Linked DNA regions of Homo sapiens: region 2 is linked to region 1. Evidence: read pairs that join two places in POLR2A ChIA-PET (ENCODE). Cell type or tissue: endothelial cell of umbilical vein. All regions are shown on one strand. Region 1 overlaps CERS6 (ceramide synthase 6). Region 2 overlaps CERS6 (ceramide synthase 6).

Region 1 (4,000 bases):
TTCTATATGCCTTCCTTTAGCAACATCCACAAAGATGTTGATATAGTTGTTAAAAGACAAAGTGAAATTCTTACCTAATTTTAAAATATTAACTCTTTTAAAACAAATATGAACTTCAGTTAACTCCAGTTGTTAGTTTTGAATTATTTGTCTGATTCAGATATTATACCTTCATATTACCAAATCATATCCCTTCATGAGTGATAAACAAGAAGAAGTTCACATGTTGGAGAATGAGAAGATGAGCAGTTGGGCAAATATTGCAATTAACAATGAAAAAATTAAGTTATGAATATAATACTCAAAATATTTTCTATAAGCCATGTATACCAGTGTATGGCTTCAGCTAGCACTGAAATTGCTCATTAAGTTTAATCCTTAGTTGAGGTAGGGGGACAAATTTAATTTAATGAACTCTTTTCCCTCCCTTACATATTTCAGTATATGCTGTGAATATATAAACTGAATGTCACAGATTTTTTTTTAACCTTCTACAGGTGGAGATTTTCATTTTACCTTTATGTATTTACCTACGGAGTCAGATTCCTGAAAAAGGTAGGATCTCTCAAACTATTTTACATGATTCTTATGTAAGTGTATGTCTATATCCTGGTTTTTTTTTTTAATGTGTGACTGTAATAATATTTTAGGTAATCATATCAGGCTTCCTAAGAATTATTTGTGCATTTTCATTTGACTTACAAAAATATTTCGGATGTTGCTAAGTCCCATAGTCACTCCAGTGGGTTATTTATTACTTTTCAGGCATTAGGAAGCTTATAAAATCCATCTGATGCTTTGAAAGAAGTTAGAGTTTCTACATCAATCACACAATTTGAAAACATGAATTGTTGCAGCATGTATTACCACTGTACTCTTCACCAGTAGAAATAACTATATATATTATATAATATATATTATATAATATTATGTAAATATATGTAAATATATATTTATATTATATATTATATAAAAATATAATATATAATATATAATATATAAACTATATATTAATATAATATATATAAACTATTATATAAATACATATTAAATATATTATATTTTTAATATTTATATATTAAATATAATATATATTTAATATTTATATATTAAATATATAATATATTTAATATTTATATAATATATAGCATATTTTATATTTATATTATATATAACATTTTATATTTATATTTATATTTATATATATTTAATTTATATTTATATTATATTTATATTTATATTATATATAACATAATTATATATATTTTCATATTGTATATAATAAAGAAATGTATATTTGTTATATATAATATATATTATATAATTTATTATATATTATATAATATATATTATATAATATATATTATATATTATACATTTATTATGTGTTATATAATTATATATTACATATTATATATATAATATCTGTCTCTCTCTCTCTCGCCTAGTTACTAACAGGGCAGCACTAACTGCTGGTGGAAAATTTCATTTCTTTCATAAGATCATTTCCCCTGCTGTTGCTTTTACTATAATCCTGCATGAACTGAGGGACCGAAATCTATGAAAGTAATTCCTTGTGGCTGCTATAGTCTTTCCAGGTTATTTCAGTTCTTACTGGAACTACTGTCGGGTTAGACTCCTTAAATAAAACCCTGTGAAGGCCTATCTTCTCATAGTCGTACACATATTAACAATAGTGATTTGGCATAACATGGGGAATTATTTTTAAAAGTTCTCTATAGTATTAGCCTCCAAAGTGATATCAGTGTTATCTTTATTTATTACAGAATTTTTGTTAAAATTGGGAATGCACCAAATTTCATGCCTTATTAATCTTGTAAATATTGACATGGAAATTTTAAATACATTTAAGATTTTAAAATCTGGGTTATCAAATATTGTCCGCCTGTGGTGAATTCTATTATAAATAGTGGTTGTTTCCCATTATCATATTGTTTTAGAGGATTGTTTTTTACTTGTAGTCTTTTCCTTTGGTAACTGCACTTATTTTCACTTAATAAGACCATATGGCCCAGAGGCCATTTGAATCGATTTAGAAGGATGAGTTTTACTCTGTGGGGTTTCTGTGTATGAAGAAATTCTCAACTGGAGTAAATAAACATGGTTTAAACGGCTTATTTTGGAATTCTGTTCTAGTTTTCAGATTTACTTATCTAGAAAAAATAGAATGACTATAGCGCTTTTGTGCTTATAACTTTACTACCTTGGAAGAGGAAACAGCTTTGGATGGAATTTCAGCTGATGTGGAGGAGGTGTGCTTCATGGGAAGGTCGGGTTGTTAACTAAGGTCAAGGTTTGGAATTCGTGCCTGGTTCTGTTGGTGAGGGGCTTTGTTGGTGAGAAAGGAAAGAGAGGATGAGCACGTTTTTGCTCTTTTCCTTTAGGCCTGCTGGATATAGCCTCTCTAGCTCTCATACGGCAATGCGGTTATCTGTCATCAGAACAGGAAACACTTTGACGCTTAGCTCTGGTTCACTCTGTCCCTAAACAAATGGAATGGAATGAGAATAATTTTTATCCACCAGTCCTCAGTGAGTCTGCACGAGGCAGTAAGAGGAACTGTCAGTAGAGTGTTTCCTTGGAAATTATTTTTTCTTAAACTAGACCAGTTTTATGCCAATTTCCTTTCAACTGCCTCTGGTTATAACAAATGCTTTTTTTTTTTAATAAAAAAAAAAAGGAAAGGAAAGAAGAACTAGACACTGTTCTTCTTGTTGAATTAATTTGTGTGGGAATTTCTTTCTTTAATTCCATCCAAGCAGCACTCAATTTTTGATGAGCTGTGTAGTTTAGTCTTACTCATAATGCGAAGTAGAAATGCATACATAGAATTCATCTGACTGAAATAGCTTTGGAGGACTTCATAAGCCATCTTGTCCAACCCTCTCATTTCACAGCTCAGGAGGCAGAAATCCAGAAGAGGGTAGGTGGCATTCAGAAGGTCACACAGTTTATTAAAGGCTGAACCTGACAAGAAACACATGCTCCTCTTTCTTATTCCAGAGCTCTCTCCAGTTGGCAAGCCTACCCTAACTGCCCTAACCTCAGCATGATTTCTGAGTGACTTCCTTCTTTGGGTAGCAGGCTTGACCTAGCTGAATCATTATTGCTTATTTGTAGAACTTTAAATACTTCTTTTAATGTATATTTTAAAAATATTTTTATTAACTTTCTTGGAATGGACAATATGTTTGCCCAATCTAAACTGAGACAAAAAAAATTAAAGATGCTGCATCAGAAATAATCAAAACAAGGTAATTCAAATCTGTAGAATACCTTAAATTTCAGAAAATAAGAAGCACATAGTTCTATCAATACAGCATAAATTTGTCTTTGTGTTCAGATTCTTCCAAAAAGTACAGTAGGAAAATTCTCATAATACCAGTGTAGTGGATCCATTTTAAGAGGTTAGAGGCTACAGCTGCCTCTTACTTCTAGAATCAAAAATATGGATTATTACATGTGCTGTTAGAAGAATCCCTGACAGCTTGCACTGATCGGTTTTCTTCTGTCTTTAGGTCAAATGAGCCTGTTGTGTCTCATTTTCTATGGTGGTTTAATAAGCACCTATTCTACCCTAAAAAATAGGGAAGTAGACACTACAGAACAACCTTACAGACATGTTAGTGAACTATTCAGTAAAGTTACTGCTGTGTTGGTAGGAAATATTTAAGCAGTTGAAAGTAAGCCTGACAATATAATCTTATTCTATAATTGCTGTATATAAGAGAGTCTGCTCATACTTATAATTAGCAGAGTCAAATACTTTTGTTAAAGAAGACCTAGAAATACTTAAGGTGCTCTGAAGTCCTAGCAGACAGTGTACACATACAAATTAACACATTTTCCTAGGTTCTATTTTTTCTTATAAACTACATGTCTGATCATGTGGGGTTTTTGTTTGTTTGTTTGTTTGTTTTTTGAGATGGAGTCTCGCTCTGCCGCCCAGGCTGGAGTGTAGTGGTGCAATCTTGGCCCA
Region 2 (4,000 bases), 100 kb after region 1:
ATCTACATCAGATAAGTATCACACCAGTGGCTTCCATGAGTTCATGGGGCTTCTTTTCGTAATTAAATGTGGAGATATTGTCACTTGCTTCCTGCTGCAAAACAATAAAAGGAATAAAATGGAACATGTTTATCACATAAATAAGGGCCTTAATGGTTTTGAGATTTCAGACAAAACAGCTTCATTGCATTTACGTGAAAACCCAACAGTTTCATTGAAACTGTATTTTGCTGGCACTTTTTGTGCTTGTAGAGTCTTGGTACAACAAATAGGCCTTAAAACTCTCATGTTATCATTTAGAACTAGAATCAGGATACGCTTCTCTGGACCAGTATCTTGAGAACCTTGAAAAACAGCTAAGTGGATTTCCACATCACCTGAGAACAGATGGAGATTGTTTTCCCCTTAGTGAAGAGGAAAGAGAGTTAATTTTCCTTCATGTTAACACTGTTCCCAGTATGCAATGACAACTTGCTGCTCCTTATTGCTTCTACATCTGAAAACTTCTTGGCAGTACAAAGTAATGCACTTTTATTGGAGAAAAGGGAGAAAAATTTGACAGTAAGGTATGTCAGTTACTAGAGCCGTCATTTAACCAAATGCGTATCTTACAGTAGACGAGTATATAAAGTTAAGAGATAAGCAGCTCAACTCCAGCACAGGAGGAAGACTGAATAGGTTTCTAGGGAGTTTTTCCAGTCATAACAAAAGCCTCTGACAATTCTGGAAACATGATGATGGTAGAGGAGCAGGTAAAGGTTGACAAGGGTCTTGCCCAAGAATCTGGATTGCAATGGACACATGTGATAGTGATCACTTCCCATGCGTAACGTGGCTTATCGTCAGGAAAGTTTCTCAGGCCTTCTCTTGAACCCATTAGGGGGAAAAATCAGATTGCCAATACTTTGCTTCAAAATGGAGGGGTCAGCAGTATCAAATACTGCAGGGCAGATCAAGGCAAATGAAATTACCAGTCGCTGTGAAATTGTACATGTTCTCTTCTTCATCCATAAAATGGGAGAATTGGAATAAATCTCACTTGCTAAAAGTTTTAGAGCTAAAAGCTCTAAAAGTTTTATGATGTTATGCTTTGGCAATCATGAGGGGGTTGGTGACCTTCTAGTTCAAAAAAAATGTATAGAATTATCCATGCAAGGGATTCTGGTATAGGAGGTGTGGGCGGTGAGCAAAAAGAGATAGTGGACGTAGACTACTTGTTTAAAAAGCCTGCAGTGTATAGAAGGAAAAAAAAATAAGCTGACCATCAGTTATTGGCTGGGAGATGCCCAGGAAAGACATGCCTTGGCTCACACCCTGGGGCAGATTCTGAGGGCACTGCTGCTGGAGGCTTTCAGCTAACTGTGCCCATCACAGCTGAGTGACAAAATGTCTTGCAGGGAGATCTGAGCGGCACATGTCCTTGGTATAATTTATGCCACTATAAATAGGACACTAACACTGAACCATTTATGCCACTATAAATAGGAAGCTAACACTGAACCTGATGAACGAATCCATCAGGAACAAAAGACAGACAGACACGCACACACACACATGCACACGCACACATCAGCATGGCTGTATTTGGCCATCTATCAGTAGTCAACGGTTAATCAGACTGTATATTGGGAACATACATGGCTTTGTTTTCTTACAGACTTAAATTTGAAGAACAGTGATGATGAACTCATTCTATATCACTTTGGTTTAAAAGTTGCTTAGCAATGGGACAAAAACAAAAGCAACTAGGTTTATATTTAGTGCTCTATCTATATGCATCTGGAGCACATTTTGGAAATAATTCAAAAAGGCCAATTCATTTCATGCCTTCTGCTACTAAATGAATGTGGGAGTCAAGCTGCTATTTTCACAGTGCAAGACATTTATTGTTGACTTAAAAAAACTCTCCCACTTGCACATAATCACTATCCTGACAAATGACACTATAGAGTTTCAGCTCCTTAAGCATAAGGTAGAACAATCTTTAAGAAATAAATATTAGGCCACAGGAGTTAAACATAAAGTATCATCCAAGCACAGATTCAAAGCATTTAAACACATACATTATTCTCAAGTGGACCAGTTCTTCACTGAGTATGTGTTCTTTAGGTTTGCAAGACTAATCTTATGTCTCACCCCTCCTCAATTGAACAGTATTGGCACTTTGATTATTCAGTCAGTGTAGGACTTTTTAACTCCGTGCCAGGCTCATTTGCAGCTATCAGTGCTGATACAACTTCATGCCATATAATACTTTTAACAGACTACTTCCACACCCCTGCAAAAAAAAAAAAAGTTAATAAGCAACTGATCAATTAAGGTTAATGGTAGATTTAGGCCTATAAATTGTACCCATCTTAGTCATTTCTGCTTCCTAAAAATTTATACAAGAACAGTTTTTTTCTGGGGTAAGAGGGTGTGATTGACACCCTAATTCTGTTTCTTCTGTTTAGATTGTGGAAATATAATCAGACCGTTTCAGGGCTCTATGAGTGTGATCCTTGGACATGAAACAGTTTCCGAGTACAGAGTATGAAGTGCTGGTGAGCTTTTGTCACCAACAGCACTTAAGAAGTATTTTGGCCAGGTGCAGTGGCTCATGCCTACAATCCCAGCACTTTAGGAGACTGAAGAGGCAGGATGATTGCTTGAGCTCAGGAGTTCAAGACCAGCCTGGGCAACATAGTGAGGCCCCATCTCTACTAAAAATTTAAAAAAAAAAATCAGCCAGGCGTGATGTCACATACCTGTAGTCCCTGCTACTTGGGAGGCTAAGGCAGGAGGATCACTTGAGCCTGGATGATTGAGGCTGCAGTGAGCTGTAATTGTGCTACTGCACTCTGCCTAGGAGACAGAAGGAGACCCTGTCTCAAAAAAAAAAAAAAAAAAGAAAGAAAGAAATATTTTTCTAGGCAGCTGAGTGGGGTGACTCACACCTGTAATCCCAGCACTTTGGGACACTGAGGCGAAAGGACTGCTTGAGGCCAGGAGTTTAAGACTAGCCTGGGTAATAATGCAAGACCCCATGACCCCATCTCTATGAAAAACTGTAAAAATTAACCAGGCATGGTGGTGTTTTGATTTGGTATTAATTTACTCTTAGTAAACTTGATAAAATCAGCACTCTTCTCATACTTTTGTTACCATTACTGTAAGTAAGTGTAATAAGGCCTTCCTTGGTAAAGAGTTTTTGTGTATATTAAGTAAATATGCACATGAAAGTATCTCAAGGTTTAAAGCACTGTATAGCACTGTGTCTATTTCATTTGAAAACGATAGTTGATACATGTACACAATGAGGACCTTATCAGACCCAAGTGGGCTTTTTTTTTAAAAAGACAGAATCTTGCTCTGTTGCCCAGGCTGGAGTACAGTGGCACAGTCATAGCTCACTGCAGCCTCAAACTCCTGGGCTCAAGGGATCCTCCTGCCTCAGCCTCCCAAGCACGGGCACTACAGGCGTGTCCACTGTGCCCAGCTAATTAAGAAAAAAAAATGTTTTGTAGCAACAGGATCTCACCATGATTTCCAGCCTGGTCTCGGATTCCTGGCCTCAAGGATCCTCCTGCCTCAGCCTCCAGTGCCTGGCCGTAGGTGGGCCTTAGATAAGGGTACCTATGTAGAGGAGGATTCTTTGAGGGAAAAAGGCTTAAATTGAGAAACGTCTGACTGTTCAAATTAGAACAGGGAAAGTGAAGAATAATCCAGCTGCAACATTTAGTCAAAGAGAATCGTGTGATGGCTAGCATTTTCCTTCCAGGTTTTCAGATGGAGCTGATGCATGTGTAAGGACAGCCCTGGCATGGCAGGCAGTGCACGACAGGCTTGCTGGCAGCATGTCACTCATGCCTGCCCTTCCCCTTTACTCTCATGCTACCTCGCCCTCACAGAAGGTGATGAAATTCTCTTAGGCTCTCTCGCCTCTGGTCCCTGTCTGATAAATGTGTGGATCTGACTCTATTTTCGGTGGATTTGTCTAGAATTTGTGCTAAGGGGATCC

Evidence for each region. ChIA-PET counts read pairs that join two places held together with the same protein. Peaks named below come from ENCODE experiments on the same cell type or tissue, not always from the same donor. Only the 100,000 strongest peaks of a DNase experiment are listed, where the experiment ranks them.
Region 2: POLR2A ChIA-PET joins it to region 1 with 6 read pairs; 2 of 35 experiments call an interaction of 5 or more read pairs at or near these places.

Annotation. Positions count from the first base shown.
Region 1 is chr2:168,630,488-168,634,487 of GRCh38, forward strand. CERS6 (ceramide synthase 6) reads left to right here. Exons shown (of 10, transcript NM_203463.3): 4 at 498-555. Among named protein-coding and RNA genes, the nearest start is that of MIR4774, 50 kb to the left of the region's middle. In endothelial cell of umbilical vein, no CTCF peak of the experiment used is centred here; a DNase peak (open chromatin) is centred at 2,404; H3K27ac peaks cover 866 bases.
Region 2 is chr2:168,733,010-168,737,009 of GRCh38, forward strand. The region is part of intron 8 of CERS6 (ceramide synthase 6); the gene reads left to right. Among named protein-coding and RNA genes, the nearest start is that of CERS6-AS1, 51 kb to the right of the region's middle. RefSeq lists an enhancer at 3,067-3,567. In endothelial cell of umbilical vein, no CTCF peak of the experiment used is centred here; no DNase peak of the experiment used is centred here.